Regions from separate parts of the Homo sapiens genome. Here region 1 is linked to region 2. Evidence: read pairs that join two places in POLR2A ChIA-PET (ENCODE). Cell type or tissue: endothelial cell of umbilical vein. All regions are shown on one strand. Each heading gives the region's core, and the rest is flanking DNA. Links, peaks and the distances in the headings are about the cores only. Region 1 overlaps LOC124903162. Region 2 overlaps LINC00598 (long intergenic non-protein coding RNA 598).

What was found. Peaks named below come from ENCODE experiments on the same cell type or tissue, not always from the same donor. Only the 100,000 strongest peaks of a DNase experiment are listed, where the experiment ranks them.
Region 1: POLR2A ChIA-PET joins it to region 2 with 7 read pairs; 2 of 35 experiments call an interaction of 5 or more read pairs at or near these places.

What each region holds. Positions count from the first base shown.
Region 1 is chr13:40,082,123-40,088,871 of GRCh38, reverse strand. LOC124903162 reads left to right here. Exons shown (of 5, transcript XM_047430821.1): 5 at 6,556-6,749. The coding sequence ends at 6,621. Among named protein-coding and RNA genes, the nearest start is that of LINC00332, 96 kb to the left of the region's middle. In endothelial cell of umbilical vein, for the core only: no CTCF peak of the experiment used is centred there; a DNase peak (open chromatin) is centred at 3,841.
Region 2 is chr13:40,406,163-40,412,911 of GRCh38, reverse strand. All of the region lies in intron 6 of LINC00598 (long intergenic non-protein coding RNA 598), which reads left to right. It also overlaps the pseudogene RN7SKP2. Among named protein-coding and RNA genes, the nearest start is that of LINC00598, 71 kb to the left of the region's middle. RefSeq lists an enhancer at 5,908-6,551. In endothelial cell of umbilical vein, for the core only: no CTCF peak of the experiment used is centred there; no DNase peak of the experiment used is centred there; H3K27ac peaks cover 620 bases.

The DNA.
Region 1 (6,749 bases), core at 1,364-5,363, 320 kb after region 2:
TCGTAACAGTGGCAAGGACATTTAGTGAACTAGTTTATTAGATTAAAATTTCTTGAAGGCTATGGCTTTGTTTTCTTCTTGATTCAAACCCCAGATCAAGTATCATTTCAACTATGAATTGTTTTCCATGGACAGTTAATAATTCCCTTTTCTCCCTATCATGTATTTTTTATATACTTTACCCAGATGTGCTAATCACGTTGTATTGAAATGGTTGGTTTTAATGTTTGTCTTCCCCGTTAAGCTAAAAGCACCTCAAAGGAGCACAGCATAGTTGTTAAGCGGCCAGACTGCCTAGGCTTAAATCTCAGCTCTGCTATTTACCAATAGTGTGACCGTGGGCAAGTTACTTAACCTCTCCGTGCTTCAGTTCCCTTATCTTTAAAACGGAGATAAAAATACTACCTTTCAGAGTTGCTGCGATAATTAAATTAATTAATGCATATAAAATGCTTATCAGATAGTATGCAATTATAATTATTATACTATGTTGTCCTTCATATTTTTATTGACAAGAACAATGCTTAAACTAAGCAGGCGCATGACAAATGTTTGTTGAATAAATAAATAAAAAAACGAGGGAAGATGCATAGGATGCTTCTTTCTAATAGATTCTAAACTCAAAGATAGAGACCGTCCTTCACCTGTAGATTTTCCACAACAAATTAATGACGTTTATAACAGATGATCAATAAGTATGTGTGGCGCATACTTTATAAATATTAATCCAGTGACTGGCAGGTTGAGAAAAATAAAAATAATAAATTGTGCAATGAATTCAGTTTAATCAAATAAATGATCACACAGGATTTTACATTAAGGTTGTGAGACACATTTCCCTCTTGTTTTAAAGCTCCCTGTTGGGAAGATGTTTCAACATGCATGGCTGTGCTTAGCCAGACCTTAGCTCTCTAATAATACGGAGGAAACCTGCCAGGTAGACATCAATTGGGGATGCCATCCCTGGGAGATAGATGAACATCACAGTGGGAGCCAGGATCACGCAACAGAGGTGGAGTATTAACACAGCTTCTGTGGCTCCCAAAGGGTGGAATGCAGACTCCAGACAGACCACTCTTTGGAAAGGTGTAGACAGCTGTGCAGTAGCCCCACTCTAGATCTGATAGATGTGGACTTTGAGCCAAAACGGAGGCTTTGGCTGGAAGAGTGAATCAACCGGGATTTTGAAAAGGCAGATTAGAAAAAAGAAGAAAAAAAGCCCTTCTTGGCAGATGAATCAGACAGGTATGGGGCTATTTCACAGTCCAGCAAATGTGCACATGCACACTCATGTCAGCGACCACAGCATGAAAAAAGCAGGGACCTGTTTGTTCAGTTAGAAATGCTTACCCCGGCCTCTTCCCCTCCCTTTCTGCTTTGTCACTCATTCTGTGTTGGATAGGTGTTCTTTTTCCCCTCATCCCCTCGGCTTTTTAAAGTAACATTAGCGGAGCAGTTAATGAGGCGGTGGAAAGCAAGCTGGTCTGTTCAGGGTTGCTAATGACTCCATTCCCGGGAGCCTAATCAAAGATTTGTACATTTAATTGCTGTCAAGCCACCGCCAACCACCTGCCATTTCGGCAGCACCTCAGCTCCCAGCTCGGTAGCCCCTGATTCTAAATGAATCCATCACCATTTCTAAAGGCCAGGAAGCTAGGCTGCTGGGCAACTTTGAAGTGGGCTTGTCCAGGAGGGCAGAGACCAACAGGCCTAACGGAGAGGTGTCACTTCCCTGACAGGGCCAGCATTGGAGAGGCGCCTGCACTTTTCTAGGATCCAATTTCTGCTTTTTTTTTTTTTTCCAGGGGGAGGAAAAGATAGGTGTGGTGAGGGTGACAGTGCGGAAAGGAGGAGAGGAGGAGAGAAGGTGACATCTAACCACATTCTTCAGAATCTACTGATGCTTTTATTCTCAGGGGTGACAATTTCTGACCCCAGCGCATGGTTGTGCCACAGATGAATGTTTGCTGGAGATCCTTTCCAATTAAAATGGTGATTGTTCTATTGCTTACCCCCATCCAGATTGTAGTTGTCCTCTAAGCTTTTTTTTTTTTCTGGAGATTTGGAGAATGAGAAAACATAGTCATTCTGGACCTGAGTGTAACCTAATGGTGAAACAGGCTAGCTACTTCATGGGGTATAAATCAGGCAAGAAAATTATGTTTAGCCATTGTTTGGACTGCAATAAAAATTCTTTAAGCTCGGCCGGGCGTGGTGGCTCACGCCTGTAATCCCAGCACTTTGGGAGGCCGAGACGGGCGGATCACGAGGTCAGGAGATCGAGACCATCCTGGCTAACACGGTGAAACCCCGTCTCTACTAAAAATACAAAAATTAGCCGGGCATGGTGGCGCGCGCCTGTAGTCCCAGCTACACGGGAGGCTGAGGCAGGAGAATGGCGTGAACCCGGGAGGCGGAGCTTGCAGTGAGTCGAGATCGCGCCACTGCACTCCAGCCTGGGCGACAGAGCGAAACTCCGCCTCAAAAAAAAAAAAAAAAAAAAAAAAAAAAAAAAAAAAATTCTTTAAGCTCACATACTAAATTCTGAGTGTATTCTTTGTACCTGTAATAGGCACATCAGGCATACCTATGATAGCTGATCTTTCAAAATCCGTCTCTAGAGTAGCAGTTCTCAAACTGGAGCATGCCTCAGAATCACCTGGGGGATTTATTAAAACACAGCTTGCTGGGCTCCCACCCCAGGGCTCCTGGTGCAGTAGGTCTGAGGTAAGGCCTGATGATTTGCATGTCTAACAAGTGGGTGGTGCTGACACCACTGATTTAGGGAGAAACATCTTACAGCCTCTTCGGAATGTACAGCTTACTGTTTGTAGGTGGATGAGATTCTCATTTACCAAGAACTTCATCTGCTGTCAGTACCTGAGTTGGCCATGGGAAAGAGGCACCAATCAGAGAACTTATGAAGAGAAAAGAAGGGATTTCTCCTTTTGTTTACCTTCCCAGCACAGTCCACTCACCATGTATTCAGGAAGGAGCCAGAACCACCGAGTCAGTGGGTGGGTAGGAAGGGTGCTTTGAGCTAGACAAAAAGCCCTTTTTATTTCAGAATTTCTTTGGTGGGAATGGATTTGGGAATTCTTTCTCTCCCAGGGTGATCAACCATCCTGGTTTGCCCAGGACCAAGAGATTGCCCCTGGGACTCCCAGTGCTATAAAACTGGGGGAGTTTTGGGCAAACAGGGGCTCTGTTCACGCATCTCTTCTTTAGTTAATAGAATCATGAAGGGCATATTGTTCATTCAGATTTACAGATAAAATGAAGGTAAAGATCGCCACAGGATTTCTTTCCATACCTCTGCCCCCCTCCCAAAGGAGAAAACTAAGGTATTCAGGCTGATAAATGCTCATTTTTCCCCCCAGCTTGCCATTGACAAGTACTTGCTCTAGGTGACTGCAGCTGGACCCATTTTTCATTATTTACTAACAGTAAGGACATTTCTTTTTTATTTCTTTACAAAAAAAAATTTGCTAAACTTCAACTGATTTTTAAAATAAATTAGGAGAGACAACCCCATCTTTTCACTGTAACATATAGCTTCTGCTCGGCTTGGAGCTGAATTTCTAGCATAGTCCTTTGTGACTAACCTGTTGATCTGATGAAGATACTGTAGGCACTAGCTCGGTCCTAAAGCTTTCTACTAATTGTTGTTTTCTTGTATTTACTTTCTCCACTCCAAATAGTTGTCACTGTGTTCCAGACAAATGCACACTTGTTTTGATTTCCTTCTTACTCCTTAGTCTATTTATATCAGGGGACCCTGGAAAGTGTGCAAGATAACCTTACTAGAAAGCTAAATTAATTCTAAAGAGCAAACACCATATGATCTGCCAATCAGATGGGAAAATATTGTTAATTGTTATTCATTTACTACCCTAAATCTTTCCCAAGAGTGCTTGAAATCACAAAAATGAGGTACATTTGCTCTCTATTCACCTTTGGAATTTAGATCTGAATGCCTCCCTGACCTGGGAAGATAGAACAAAAGAAATAATTGCCATCAATCTGACAAGACCGAGAAGGGCAAGTGCATGCATGTGTGTGAGTGTATATATTTTCATGGAAAAAATTAAGTTGGCAGCCTTCCTGATAGAAAATCCATTGCTTTTTGGGTTGAGAATTCCTCGAGGCAAAAATGTCCTGAAGAAGGGACTCCTGGTTCTGGAGTCATTGGAGTGGCTGAATCAGGATGGTGAGGGCACCGCATCGCTTTCTGCTCATTATCAGCACTCTATCAAGCACCATCCTCTGGGGATATCCTCCCCTGACCAGAGCAACTCCCACTTACAGGTCACTGGGACCGCCCTTACCTTCATGTTGCTTTATTCCCCCGTTTTAAGTCTTACTCACATAGCTCTGGGCCATGTGGGTATGTATGTGTCTTCTGACTTGATTGTAGACTCTTTAAGGCCAAGATCCAGGATATATTCATAGTGGGTTCCTTGCTGCCTGATGTAGAAAATGTCACCCAGTAGGTGCTCAATAAACACTGGTTGATTGAATGAGTGGCTGTTATGCTTGAAGCAGTTTCCATGATTCTAAGCCCATTCCTGGCTGATCATTTCTACAGAATTCACTGTGATTTTAATGCGGTAAATAGCTTTGGGCCAAGTCAAGTGATTCTTAGTGTAACACTCAGATTGGGCACAGGCATGCTCAAAGGTTAAACTGGCTGCTACTTGAGAGACAGGATTAAAAACATATAGTCAGAAAGGCAATTGGATTGCTTCATTTCACTCATAGCTTATGCACTCCATTCCCTTTGGCCCCATAAAACCCAGAACCATGGAAAATAAAGTCATCAGGAAGCTCATCCATTTCACTTTCTCTTTCCTCTCTCCCCCTTTTCCATGTAACTTGGGAGGCTGCCTTCTATGCTAGCACAGGACAACTCTGGCCCAGAGAAAGCTTTATTGTCACCCTGTAAATCTGGCAAAGAATAATGCTCAAAACGGTTCCACTGTGGCTTGAGGCAGAGGTCTTTGCTCTGCTCAGCCTAGCTCTCGTGTTCACTGCTTCTGCATTAATCCCAAGTATTAGGGTAAATGGTGGAAGAAATGGAGAATGTCCTTCTCTGGAAACCTTGACTTTATTGCAGGCATGACTCAGTTTATGCAATAGGTGTGGTCTCAAAGAGCTATGGGAAAATCACATTTTTAGAAATCAAGTCATATTTAAAGTGTACTACAAAAAAAGCTGACCATTTAATGAAGGTATTTATGAGTACTTTCAAAGTATCATCGTTGCTAGTGGAATATAAGTCCATAATTTCTCTTCCATGAACATCCAGATTTTCACAAGCTGTGTTTGCTCCAAGAGAGGTTCAGGAGATTGTGAAAGGTTGACTGCAGGTGGCATGGACATGTATAATTACTGTGTTTAGAGTCCTCTAAGACACTGGGGCTTGAGGGCTTTTGCTTATTCTCTTTCATCCACTGTTGTGCTGCCTCACTGGTGCCCCTCTCTATCCCATCTCTCCCCTACCTTCCCACCTACGCCCTCCCAGACCTCCAGGGAGAAAGAGAAGAGAGACATTTGAAATACTCTTCACTTCATCCTAAAGAGGTGAGCCACTTGCCAGTGGGTTCTAAGGAAACTTGAGGTTTGTGCCAGGGTAGGGTCACTGTCATCATCAGAGTGCAGGGAGTAGCAGCAAGTTGGGATTCAGCCAGCTCTAAACTCCTTGCTCTCTTTCGGACACAGGGCCTGAGAAGGGGAACTCAGTGTGATATGTCATGGTGCACACACAGCACTTGTCCCATCCCCACTTCCATGTTCTCTCTAGGCTCACTAACCCTGCACTCCATATTTCTGGGCCTCAGTTTCCCATACAGGCACTTCAGGGCCTCGAAAGGTCTGCGGGCAAGGGTGCCTTGGGAGGATGCGGTCCATTTTGTTTTGTGTGACTATTACAGAACCACACGAGGCGCTCTTTCGGCTAGGCCATGTGCCAGAAAGAGAAGAGAGAGTCTAGTCAGGATATTTAACTTATCATGGTCACAGCAGGAATTTTTCCTGCTGCAAACTTCCTAACATTCTGACCCTTCTGGTCTGAACATTTCCAAGGCTGTTCCTATGCCAACCGAAAAACATTCCACAATCTATGTTTCTTGTGCAGTATAGCAGTGGGCTTTTCAGTACCAGGAAGACGTATGAAAGGTTTGATTTATTGCCCATTCTTTTGTGTGGGAGAGTCTAGTGATTTCAGATATAACAACAGAACTCTGTGAGATGCTGAATTGCCCAGGGAGTGCTCAACTGCCCCGTGTCTTCACTTGGGAGGGTGTCAATCAATCATTCCTGGATACCTGACCAACATGGACGATATCATGCAGTTAATCTCAAAACAAAATATCCAGGTGTTTTCAGTTGTGTAGTCAACATACCCAAATGCTCCTCTGAAATACACCATTGTATTAGTAAGTCAGCTGCTTGGTTTCATGTCACCATAGCCTGACTATTCTGGACAAAATTCTGACCTTTGTTTTGTCTTTTATTTTATTTTTTTATAAATCACTCCTGTGTTTATGTTTGCAGGGAGAGAAAATCTTTTTCTGTCTGGTGTTTTTCAAAATTTTGATGATGGACTCACATCAAGGATGAAGAGCTTTGATGTCATTTGAACACCACCACCATCACCACCACCAGCATCAACAAACAAACAAGCAAACAAGCGTGAACTCAGGAGCCCTGTGGCCCAGCCTCCAGTCCATTTCCTCACTGTGATCTGG
Region 2 (6,749 bases), core at 1,565-5,564:
CAATCAATTGCAATGTACAGATCTTTAAATTCCATTTTTAAAAAGTATCCTCATTTTTTTAAACTGTGAAAATATTTTTGACATTTATGAGTTAAGAAAATTTAAACATTGTATAAGGAATTATTACTGCGTTGCCTGTGATACTGGTACTGTAGTTATGTCAGAGTCTTTATCTTTCACGGATACATTTAAAATATTTACAGAAAGGACATAAAGTCTGGGATTTGCTTCAGAAGTGTAGAGGGATGGGGATGAGGCCAGAAAGACTAAGGGTTGATGATTGTTGGGGTCAAATGATGTACATATAAGAGATTATTGTGCTATTTTATCTACTCTGGTGTAGGTTCAAAATTCTGCATAATAAAAAGTTAAGAAAGAAAGATATGGACATGTGAATACCAACTCATGTTTAATTGTATTGAGTAGTTAATGTTATTTTTTAAGTATGTTAGTGGTAATTTGGATTTCCATATTTAAAAATATAAAATGATTTCTAAGGTTTGCTTCAAAATAATTAGTGCTGGGGGGTAAAATTGAAATAAAAGTAGCTACTATTGTATACATTTGAAAATTTCCTAAATTTAAGGTAACATACAAAAAAAAAGGCCAGGCTGCAATTGAAGAAAAAAATTAGGATTGCAGCAAAGAATAATGAATATAAAAATGCCTTATATTTATGACTAAATTGAATGAAAGCCAAGCATTTATTTTTATTATTAATATTTCTCATGCTAAAGTTTTTGGTCATTAAAAACAAAAACTTGGCCGGGCGTAGTGGCTCACGCTTGTAATCCCAGCACTTTGGGAGGCCGAGGCAGGTGGATCACCTGAGGTCAAGAGTTTGAGACCAGCCTGTCCAAGGTGGTGAAACCCTGTCTCTATTAAAAATACAAAGATTAGCCGGGCATGGTGGCACATGCCTGTAATCCCAGCTATTCAGGAGGCTGAGTCAGGAGAATTGCTTGAACCCGGGAGGCAGAAGTTGCAGTGAGCCAAGGTCATGCCTCTGCACTCCAGCTTGGGGTACAGAGTGAGACTCCATGTCAAAAAACAAACAAACAAACAAAAAACAAAACAAAAACCAAAAAACCCCCTCACAAAACCTTAACATGAATCCATTTAAGGCAAAATGAATAGAAATATGAATCTAGTGATGTTAGAGAATCTTCTTGGTAGCAATCTTAAAATAAAATAGAGAATTTCTCTGCTCCATTTTCTCCCCCATATCAATTGAAGGTATGTGATTGGCCAGATAAAAGATTGTCCAGTGTCTTTTATGTAATCTTCATCCTAAATTAGTTTCCAAGGGTAAACTCAAAGTTTATCAGAGTTAGACAAATTCATATGTAAAAAATAAGTCAAATCACATATTACAAAAGAGAAAAGATAAGCATCCATGTAGTTGAGATTTAAGATGTATTAGAACAAGATAAGAAGGATTTTTTAAATCAAAATAGTAGGAGCTAAAAAGACAACATGTCTTGATTATATAAAGTGTTAGATTTTGGACAATGAAAAATCAATATAGAGGTTGGCAGGAAGAAGAAATTTGGCAAATTCAGGGAGCCTTAACTTGTGGAGTTCAAAGGTCTTAGAAGCAGTGGGTGCTGTGGATTGCTTGCTCAAGCTCCATTTTGCTTTCCTTCTAGTTGGAGGCACTGGAAATTTAAAATTGACATATGCCAGATTCCCTGGCAGCTAGGATTCTGAATAGAATTAGGTTCTGATAATTGTGTACTCCTAGGCTTCAGATCTGGAAGGCAGAAGTGAAGTGGAAGCCATCTTTCTTTCTTTTTTCTTTTTCAATGAGATTGTCCTGCAGCAGCATTGCAGTATGCCTTCTTCAGCTTCCTGGGCATTGAGACACAGTTGCAGAGAGAGAAGCAGCTGTGGTGGCTTCCTGATTGTGGCCTCTTGATCTCTGGATCACAGCTATGGGAGAGGGTCTTGAATCCATAGCTTCAGTAGAAGCCTCAGAGTAACAGCTAACCCATTGAGACAATCTGTGTTGTTCTGGGAGTCATTGCTGTAAGGGTCATCCACAACTTGTCTTTCAGCCCTTCCAAAGACTTTGTAAGCACCCAATTCCCTGTATTAAATATCTTTCTGCTTAATATACCTGAAATAATTTTGCTTTCTGTTTAAATTTTTTCAGGCCTTCACAAATGAGAGGCTTGCTGAAATTCACATTTCTTTCCCCACACACAATCACCAATGCCACTCACATCTTCCCTGTGATCTCCGTGTCCTGTTCTTTCAATTCACATACCCTTTCTTGCCAGTGGTCCCCATATTACCAGGTATCAGCAGTCAGGAAGGGACTTAGACTTGAGAGTGGCCAGCTGGAGAGGAGATGCTAGGTTGCCCCACACTTGATTGCCTCTAGGTTCAGATACAGATGCAACTATCTTGGAACTATGCCAAATTCTCCCTCCCCACAACATCTGTTATCACAAGAATCCTAAAATGTAGAACTTTTATCCCTATTCAAGACAGGGCACCCAAAGTTCAGAGACTTTAAATACCTTGTCCAATGTCACATGGTGCCTAAGTGGCAGATTCAAGTTTGGACCCCAGTGTTATCTGATTATTGAGTGAGCTTTCGAAAATGCACAAATGGGCTGAGCGCGGTGGCTCATGCCTGTAATCCCAGTGCTTCGGGAGGCTGAGGTGGGTGGATCACCTGAAGTCAGGAATTTGAGACCAGCCTGACTAGCATAGTGAAACCCCGTCTCTACTAAAAATACAAAAATTAGCTGGGGATCGTGGCGTGTGGCTGTAGTCCCAGATACTCAGGAGCTGAGACAGGAGAATTGCTTGAACTTGGGAGACAGAGGCTGCAGTGAGCCAAGATTGCGCCACTGCACTCTAGCCTGGGAGACAAAGCGAGATTCTGTCTAAAAAAAAAAAAGAAATGCACAAATGTAGTTATTCAGTAAACATCCTCGTTTAGGTCTATAATCCTGCCAAGGACTGAGTGGGAGTTGAACAAGAAACAGAATGATTTCTTTTTTCCTGTGCTGGTGATAACAACCTCCCTGGTTTTGTGTTGGTTAGTGGGAGACAGTCGAGGAAGAGGGGATGGGAAAGACCAAAAAAGCCAGTGAACAAAAGAGATAAAGGAGAGTGGGAATGAGTTGGTGCTAGGGGTGGCAGAGCTGAGTGGCACTGGCATTTTCACGGTGCTGGCAGTGGCAGTGATGGTAGCAGTCCTGGTGCTGTTAGTGGTGGCCGTTTGTCTGCTGCTAGCACTTAAAGGTAGGTGAGCAGATATGAAGTTGCTCAAAGTGTAACATTGCTTCTCCCTAGTTGGTCATTCCTGCTCACCTCTTTTAATCTATGATGAACTTCATTCTGTAGTGAAGGTGAATGCTTCTTTCTGCCCCAGCAAACCCCAGACAGCTCAGCCAGGCTGCAAGTCTTGGCGGGGACACAGACACCTGTCTTTTCCCTGTGAGTTAAGTCACACTCTGGCTACAGACTCATATCTCCTGAGTTTTGTTCTGGGACTGTGCCGATGAGTACTGGCCCACCTCAGCTTGACAATAAGTCTGGGATCTAGAAGACCTGGTTTGAGATTCTAGTTCCACAGCTTTCTTCTGTCTGGGTGATTCTGGCCAAGTTCCTTAACCTTGATATGCCTCATCTCTTTTAGAGATGTTTCTTCATCTCTAAAACAAGGGGAAATAATGCTACCTCACATGGGAGGAATGTGGATAATTGAGCTAACTATCTAAAACATGGCAGGTGCTTAAAATATGGTATCTATGCTATTAGCTATAAACACTCAACATGGAGTCAATGCATCCTCCTACTTGGGGAAGCTGATGAGAAAACAGGTGAGAATCAAAGTGTATTTTTTAATTGATCAGAACAGATTTTCCACAAAGAAACTCCGTTTTAAACTCGTGTAAATAGTCCTGTTTCTTATAAATGAAGTGTTGATTTTTGAGACGGCAAGGGCAAGATGTGCTCTCAACCACTTACCATCTGGTGTAAAACAAAACAAACTACAACCAAACAATTGGTGTTGGCCTGGGTGACTCTGATCTGAGGTGTCTGCCCACAGCCTGATCAAGGCCTGGATGAACACTTCAAAAATCCATAGATTCAACGTGACTTCCTCTTAAGAGGAGCCCGTCAACCTAATGAGTCATGTTAAAATAATTCCCGATTGTAAAAATGCTCATAAACGTTATTCTAAATAGCTCATGTGCCATTAGATTTAGTGGTGTCACTGAAATTTTATTCTGTTCTTCCTTTTATCATAAATATTTGTGTTTATTTTAACATAATTTATACAGAATCAAGGCTTAAATTATGTTTTTAAAGGAGATGGGGGAACAATTGATCAATCTGTGGATCGCCCCATTTCTATTTACAGACCGTCTCACAAAGTTTCTAGATCTAGAACTCCATGAGAACAAAAATATGAAAATATCTACATGATTAGAAGTAAAAAACAACATATTTAAGTGAGACATTTTATTATAAAATGCTCGACACCAGTAAATATTCAAAAGGAGCTAATCAGTAAATATTAGCTCCTTTTGAATATTTACTGGTGTCTTGTCTTTCTCTTTTTCTTTTTTTTGAGACAGGGTCTCACTCTGTCCTCTAGGCTGGAGCGCAGTGGCGCAGTCACGGCTCACTGCATCCTCTGCCTCCTGGGCTCAAGTGGTCCTCCCTGTTCAGCCTCCCAAGTAGCTGGGACCACAAGCATGTGCCAACACACCCAGCTAATTTTTGCATTTTTTTTTTCCAGGGAGACGGGGTTTTACCATGTTGCTCAGCCTAGTATTGAAATCCTGGACTCAAGCAATCTGACCACCTACGCCTCCCAAACTGCTGGGATTACAGGTGTGAGCCACCATGCCCAGCTAATTACTGGTGTCTTAATTTGATGATTCTAACTCATACTATGTTCAGAAAGTGTGTTTTCTTCACTTTCCAAAGGATCCTTAATATTTCCTTTCTTTCCATCCGTTGGCTATTGAGACCATACTAGCTGTGGATAACCCAAATATGATATACCCTCATGGGGTAGCAGTTGTGTGAAGTTGGGAAGACTGGAGTAAAATGGAATGTTCTAGTACTCTAAGGAAAGGAGATATTACCTTTTACCAGTGTACGAGTCATGTTTTAAATGTTTGCGTTGAGGTTAGAAGTCAGGTCATCTCTTTGTGTACTCTTTACTCTTCACTAGTAATTTGTTAATTCAGTCATCAAGCTTCTAGGTAGTAGCCAGACAACCTTAGCTGTCTCCTGTCCCCATCTATAAAATGGTTATCATGCCCACCCTACTGTCAAAGTATAAATATTTACTGGAAGCTCATTTTAGAAATAAATACAAAAAAAAAAAAAAAAGACATGGGCCCTACCTTCATAGAATTGATTGTCTTGCCTTAGAGATGAAAGTGAGAAATAAATAATATTGTGAAAAAAGTTTTTGTTCCCTGAGAATTAGATACAGATCCAGGGGCAATGTAGCTGCTACTTTTGTCACTGCATTGCTTGCTAATCATGTTCCCTGGATAGACTTGTCCTTTCCCTTCCATGGCCCAGATCTCCTGCAGCTGCATGTTGGGTTTGAGAGGACAACCTTTCCAGACAAAGATCATTCTTTGTTATGGGTACACACATGGCTGGGTCCCCCAAAAGAAATTTCTAATAAGCCCTAAGGGTCCAGTTGTAGCATAATGAGAAGTGAAATAGAATCATACTCCGAAAGTTGAGCTTTCAGTCTTGAGTTGTATTTAGTGATTGTTTCTGAAAGGCCTTCTGCTCTTCAAGCTCCGGCACGCTTTGGGCTTCTCTTTAGTCACATGAGGGTTATAGCCCCCAATGAGAAAACTTGGCTACTGATAAGATGCTTACGATTTTTTTTTTCCAGGTAGTCCAGGCGGGTCAGGAAGCAGGAGTGGAGGATGTCTTCTTGACCTATGAGATAAGAAAAACAAACCCATCTGACGCAGGAATGGCATTTGTTCCAATGCCTAATTTTAGAAGCAGAGTGTAAGGAGATGAGTTGAAGCATACATGAGTAATACCAATAAAAAGTTGAGATGGAATGTTCTTGTTCTCAACTTGAATGCTGGGCTGTGGAACCAAAGTGCACAGGATTTTGCAAACAAATAACTGTCCATAGATTATCGTTTTCTACTGGAGGGTCTGAGAGAGTCTAGCTGGCTCCCTGTGAACAAGGAAACAAACTTGGTAGGAATTGAAGGATGAAAAGTAATTTTCCTACATGAATAATCCAGGAAACAACAAGGAAAGGGAAGTAGAGAATCCCAGATGGATGACTCCCTTGATTAGATTTTTGTGGTGCTCTGTAATCAGGGACTCTGAAAAGATGTCTCAACTTTTGAAGGGAATGGGAAGACTAAAGACTGTCTAGGTGAGGGATGTCAGATTTGTGGTGTAAATGCCACCCTCCTTCTTCCTGTGCCATGGCAGACATCACCAATCAATCATGGCACTTTTTTCTCCTAAACTTCTCAATACTGGATTTTAAGATCTACAAAATCGCAAAGATCACCTCCCTCTGTGTGAAATCTTCCTTTGCCCTATTGGTTGGAATAAATTAGAATCATGAGAAAAGTGACTGATATTAATCAAAGGATTTCATTCTACCTTTCTTCTAATTTATTGCAACAGTCCTGAAGCCTCTTAAAGAGAAGTTTATTTTGGTGATTTCATTCTATTTCAGAGACTGGTCTTCTGATTTTTATTTTTTTTGCATGTTG